Linked DNA regions of Homo sapiens: region 2 is linked to region 1. A link is a contact called in ENCODE Hi-C or POLR2A ChIA-PET data. All regions are on one chromosome and are shown on one strand. The core of a region is the stretch at or near the end of the contact, and the rest is flanking DNA. Distances in the headings are between cores, read along the strand shown.

The links. Hi-C counts contacts between places; a loop is a spot of excess contacts on that map. ChIA-PET counts read pairs that join two places held with the same protein, here RNA polymerase II (POLR2A). Pooled maps may share reads with other maps.
Region 2: a map of chondrocyte shows a loop between it and region 1 (2.6-fold over the local background). The contact joins two enhancer-like sites. A Hi-C loop is called at or near these places in 2 of 168 maps with a recorded cell type or tissue (aorta and chondrocyte), 1 of 37 single-sample maps with no recorded cell type and 9 of 50 pooled maps. POLR2A ChIA-PET finds 5 or more read pairs at or near these places in 1 of 52 experiments (AG04450).

What each region holds. Positions count from the first base shown.
Region 1 is chr21:28,770,540-28,773,726 of GRCh38, reverse strand. It overlaps a transcript of HEMK2 not described here. Among named protein-coding and RNA genes, the nearest start is that of HEMK2, 110 kb to the left of the region's middle. Within about 2 kb of position 1,831, at least 3 of the 41 ENCODE cell types and tissues checked have a DNase peak (open chromatin) inside an H3K27ac peak, as active enhancers do.
Region 2 is chr21:28,943,197-28,946,250 of GRCh38, reverse strand. It overlaps LTN1 (listerin E3 ubiquitin protein ligase 1), which reads left to right. Exons shown (of 30, transcript NM_015565.3): 20 at 1-99; 21 at 300-444; 22 at 1,655-1,868; 23 at 2,347-2,584; 24 at 2,915-2,989. Among named protein-coding and RNA genes, the nearest start is that of LTN1, 48 kb to the left of the region's middle. Within about 2 kb of position 1,723, at least 2 of the 41 ENCODE cell types and tissues checked have a DNase peak (open chromatin) inside an H3K27ac peak, as active enhancers do.

The DNA of each region.
Region 1 (3,187 bases), core at 582-3,081:
ATTTTCCCAGAGATGATCCTTGTCTTTGAATTAATCTTTGCAAGTCTCTTCCCATGCATGGCCTAGAGACCTTGGTCTGCATTATTTATGGGATCTCAGTGGCACATCGTGTATATTTAAAATGCAATTACTAGGAGAGTACCTGTTTCTCTTGGAAACAAACTACTTGCCTGCTCAAGTCACATTCTAGGTCAATATTTTCTGTTAAACAATCTTTTCAATCTTTTAGATATTAAAAGAGAGAATCTTCTATTAATATGTTTCTACATTTGTTCATATGAAGTCAGTTCTGTGTCTTTACTGAGCTCTGTATTTCTAGTTGTTAAAGATGCCTAGTATGTATTAGGTGTTTAAATGTCATTAGTTGATAATGAGAGTTGCCGAGTGAGAGAGTGTCAAGGAGTTTTGAAATGAAGTAAATACAGAAGATCCTACTTTAATTAATTATTAGCTAGCTTGCCTGCAATCAGCCAAACCAGGCCAAATATTCAGTGCATTATTCACCTACTTGGACTGTGGTATTTGGTGTGGTCCCAATCTGAGACTATATTTGCATCAGAAAATGTTTTGTTCATATCCTGGCACCAATGGAAACAAAATTAAGTCTAGAGCAGGAGAGGCACTAGAGCTACCTGTTCTAAGAGATTGAGGCTTGGGTCTCATGTAATTATTAAAATGAGCAAACCGCTTCAAACAAACCAAAAGAACAAACTTGAAGCAATTTTTATTTGATAAAACTCATATGATTACATGTAATTTAATCAATCGTTATTGGATGCTAATTCCAGACACCCTATCAGTTTCCTCAGATGCAAAATGAATAACATGCTGTCTTTCCCACTGAAGGTACTTTAATTACTTTAATTAAAGAAGAAAGACAGAGACAAATATAATGTAGAGCAAAATGATTGTTACATATGCCTAGTGAATACAGAAGCAATATGGTTGGGAGCAGAGAAGCACATTTGGTTAATGCTGATGTGGGAGTCAGGAACAGATTAATGGAGGAATTGGTATCTGAATTAGCTTTTGAGTGATAAGGAAAATTTTGAGAGAATGTAAAAGGGATAAAAGATATCCCAAGCTTAAAGAAGTCAATGAGCAAAACTTGCCAAAACGCTATAATTTGAAAATACATTAAATGAGGCAATACTTATAACTTATTCCATATTTTTCTTTAATGTGAAGCAATTAAGAGCATTCTAAGGTATAAATAACCTTTACCCAGAATTGGATAAAATGTGGAATGCTTTTCAGAGAAATGCATGTGACCATTAATAAATCTTACGGCATTAAGACAGTATAATGAGCTGCCAAAACCAGAGACCAGCCAGGCAATACTTTAAACAAGTTGGTCTTGCTCTTATAATAATATTTTAAAGGCCAATTAAAATATTTTGTTCACTTGATTGCATGCTTTCAAAGTTTACATGTGAGTCCTGTAATGTAAACAAAGATGTTCTCCACTAAAGTTGCCTTATCATTCTTTGACTTTTAGGACTTTCCCAACATAGGCATGGTTGAAACATAGGTTTTAGTACTGAAGCCCATGGGATTTGTCTTCTGACTAATTAGGCTTTGATTTCAGAACCACAGACGATGCATTTTCTCCACATTGTCTCTTCTGTTCCTGCAAACCCCAGAGAACATGCTGTATGAGTGTGATGGAAATAATTTCACTTTCTCTGACTTATGATTAGTGAAGAGGATTTCAGGCTGGCATCAAGTTACAGGTTTGTTGTCTTCATTTTTTTTTTTCTTTTAAGATTTCTCATAGAAATGGTATGTTCCAGGGTAACCACTCTCCTCACCCCTAGCCCCTTTCTTGGGACAGGATTCCAGGAAGCAGTGGTAGTAAGCAGGATTGGATGTGTAAGTGGCAGACGACTGGCTTGTTTGGTCACTGTTCCCAAAATAGTGTTCACAGAGGATTTTGTTCCAAGCAGGGTGCTATTTCTCAGGAGATTTTTTGAATGTCAGTTTTTCCTTCAGTCACACTCCCCTTGCTTCCTAAAAGGACCTTGGAAAGTCATAGTAAAAGATTAACCTAAAACAAGACTGTTAAAATGGACACAGAGAATTAAAATCCAAAGAGAAGAATGGGTAGGGGAGAGGAAAATATGGCAACTAAACCAAACCCCTAGAGGTGGTGTTTGGATCACAGCACTGTGGACATTTTGGAGTAGGCAATTCTTTGGCGGGGGGGGGTGGTGCATCTTGTGCATTATGGAATTTTTCACGGCACCCCTAGCCTGTACCCACTAGGTGCCAGTAGCAGTCCCCAGTTGTGACAACCAAACATGTCTCTGGGCATTACCAAATGTCTCCTGGTCAGGGTGGTGGGAGAGTGATGCAAATAACCTCTGGTTGAGAACATTTGACCTAGATTTAATATGAAAATATCTGACTTTATACTTCCAAATCATCTCTCCCTGAATCGTAACTCCAGAGAGTATAAATTCCAATATTGTAATATTAGTACTTGGCCATCATAAGTCCTGTTCACAGAGCACAGTGGTGACCTCAAACTGGGATTCAAACCTTGGCTTGCCACTTGCTATTTGTGTGGTCACTGTGTCTCAATATCCTTGCCTATAAAATGGGAGTAACAGTTGTTTGTGAGGATTAATTGATGTAATGTTTCTGAAGTACTTATCACAGTGTCTGGCATGAAGTAACTGCTCTATAAATTCCAGTAAGTTGCGCGTGTGTGTGTGTGTTTTAATCTTATTTCTCCATCCAGAGTCATGGCTAGAATAAGGAAGAGAGACAGCATTTGGTACTGACTCACAGTGGAGAAAGAGGTAGAGAATTGTAGCATGATGCTACTCAGGAGATATTCTAAGAGGAGTCTGATCTAGGTGCTCAGTGTGTAGGTCAGTTTGATGCTGCTATGAGAGAATACCACAGACCAAGCAATTTATAACAAAGATAAATGTGTTTGGCTCATGGTTCTGGAGGCTAGAAAGTCAAGGTGTCAGCATCTGGCAAGAGCCTTCTTGCTGTGTGATCTCATGGTGGAAGGTGAGAGCGAGTGAGAGAGAGAGAGAGAGAGCTGAACTTGCTTTTATAACAAGCCCACTCTTGAGATAATTAATTCACTCCCACAATAATGACATTAATCCATACATGATGACAGAGCCCTCGTGACTTAATCACCTCTCATTAGGCCCCACCTCCCAACACT
Region 2 (3,054 bases), core at 474-2,973, 170 kb before region 1:
GCAAACCAAAAGTATAGATGATGGAGAGCTATTACATGGAATATTAAAAATCATAATATCCTGGAAGAAAGAGCATGAAGATATTTTTCTTTTCAGTTGGTAGGTGATACTTTATACTATGTTTTTCCTTCAGTATACAATTCAGACAAAGATTACGTATCTGTGTCACAATTTTGTAGAGAAATTATGGTAGACATTTAAGTCAGTTATAAATAAGTATGTAAGATTTAAAGTAGCATACTTTCTAATTGAATGTCAATATAATCTTTTATTGTCTTTTGTTTTTATCTTTATCACAGTAATCTATCAGAAGCAAGTCCAGAGGTACTGGGTGTAAATATAGAAATAATCCGGTTTCTTTCCCTATTTCTGAAATACTGCTCATCCCCTTTGGCAGAGAGTGAGTGGGACTTCATCATGTGCTCCATGTTGGCTTGGTTGGAGGTAAATTAACCCGATATGTCATCACCTCTTGTGGGTTTTTGTACATACTTTTGCATCAGAACTATTTACTAATCTCATTCTTTAAGTGATGATTGTAATTGGTTCCTTTGTATAATTTAAAACACTTTATAGATGTTCTTCTTACCAGCTACTATTTGACAGAATAGTAAAATGATAGATTTTTAATGACTACCAGCATCATTCAGTGACCAAATCTCCTGTTATTAAAATGCCTTCTCCATTAGCTTATTGTAATATTTGCAGCACAGCCCTTTCAGGTTTTATCTGTTAATGACAATTATTTTGGTCTTTTTTGGTTATAATTAGATTATTTCTAAAACATACTGTGTGAATATTGTGAGAGTAATGCATTAAATAGTAGCAGATTCAGAGGGAATTAGTGTAATTTTTGACCCAAAGCAACCAGAGGTATATTACTTGTGGGCTCCAAGGCAGCAAGTCAGTCAGGGTTGGATTGGTCTGAATCTCTGCTTTGCCTGCTATTAGCTATGTGACTTAGAGTTTTAAACTTAAACTATTTGAGACTCAGTTTTCTTTCTTTCTTTCTTTCTTTTTTTTTAAATTTGAGATAGAATCTCGCTCTGTTGCTTAGGCTGGAGTGCAATGGTGCGATCTTGGCTCACTGCAACCTCCGCCTTCTGGGTTCAAGCAATTCTTGTGCCTCAGCCTCTCAAATAGCAGGATTACAGATGCCCACCAGCATGCACGACTAATTTTTATATTTTTGGTAGAGATGCGGTTTCACCATTTTGGCCAGGCTGGTCTCAAACTCCTGCCCTCATGTGATCCACTTGCCTCAGCCTCCCAAAGTGTTGGGATTACAGGCATGAGCCACTGTGCCTGGCCGATTTTCTTATTTTAAAATAATAACTTACAACTTGTAGGGCTACTGAGAAGATTATAAATGTGTATTTAATGTGTCTGACTTAGTGTTTCCTTCCATGGGTTAGAAATTAAAAAGGGTACTTGAGAATAAATTGTTTATTAATGATTCTATTCATGGTATTTAATTTTGAAGAAAAAAGTTATTTTGATGTAAAATTTTATGTTTCTCCTGAGATTACACACCTCAACTGCTTTTCGTTTTAAAATTCAAAGAAATGAAAGTGGGGCTTTTCTTTATATTGGCTTTATTTGTAGTGTTCTGGTAGAAGTCTGTTTACCTATTTCATTTTTATTGTTTTTTCAGACAACAAGTGAGAATCAGGCATTGTATTCTATTCCACTTGTGCAACTGTTTGCCTGTGTCAGCTGTGATTTGGCCTGTGACCTCAGTGCTTTCTTTGATTCCACAACTCTGGATACCATTGGCAATCTTCCTGTAAATCTAATCAGTGAATGGAAAGAATTTTTTTCCCAAGGCATCCACAGTTTGCTTTTACCTATTTTGGTGACTGTTACAGGCAAGTGAAAAAGGGAATAATAGTGAGATTGATTCATTGGAAATGACTTACTGAAAAATTCAAAAGCAAAAATTTTGATGTTTAAATCAAATAATACTAAATAGTAAAAGAAAAAGCCAGAAGAGAAAGCTTGGCTTCTCAGAAGCATCATCTATGCTTTACTTTACAGACAGAAATTGAAAAATGGCAAGGTATCCAATGACTGTTGCAAATTAAAATAATAATACTTCAGATAACATGAATGGATGATGTGAATAGAACCTTGCTATTGAACATTTGCTGGATCAGATAAAAGTCATTAAAACAGTTGAGATTAACTGGAATATATATTCAGTTCATGTTTCTAGTTAAGACTGCTTTATTGTTTATGTCTAGTTTTTATTTCATTTTCTTAAATGACATTTGATTGTTTGTGAATCATTTAAGCTATACTAACTTTCTTTTGAGACGTGCATGTTTCTTTCCTTTTTGTCATTAGGAGAAAACAAAGATGTGTCTGAAACATCCTTTCAGAATGCAATGCTGAAACCCATGTGTGAAACATTAACGTATATCTCAAAGGAACAGCTATTGAGTCACAAACTTCCTGCAAGATTAGTTGCTGACCAAAAAACAAACTTACCAGAATATCTCCAGACTTTGTTAAATACATTGGCCCCATTACTCCTCTTCAGAGCTAGGCCTGTGCAAATTGCTGTTTATCATATGCTATACAAGTAAGAATTCATCCAATTGAATCAATGTTACAGTGGTCTAAAAAAATAGAATATATGCTTAGTTTTTACTTTTAATTATTTAAAGTAAAATTTTTAAAAGAAGGAGATCTGACTGCTTCACTTATAGGGACCCTAAGTTGCCTCATCTTTTAGGTTATTGTTCTCTATACACAATTTATATTTCAATAGTCCTGGCTATAGTAGTTATTTTAAAGAAAACTCATTAAAACATTTACTCATTATAAAATAAGTATTGGTCTTTCTGCTCTTGAGCACGACTTAATAAACAGTTTAATATCACATATTTAAAAATAATGTTCTAATTTCTAGATTGATGCCTGAATTACCACAGTATGATCAGGATAATCTAAAGTCATACGGAGATGAAGAAGAAGAGCCAGCCTTGTAAGGTTTTTTTAAATAATTTGTTTTATTAAATTCTTATAATCCATCTCACTTATAATGTCTTT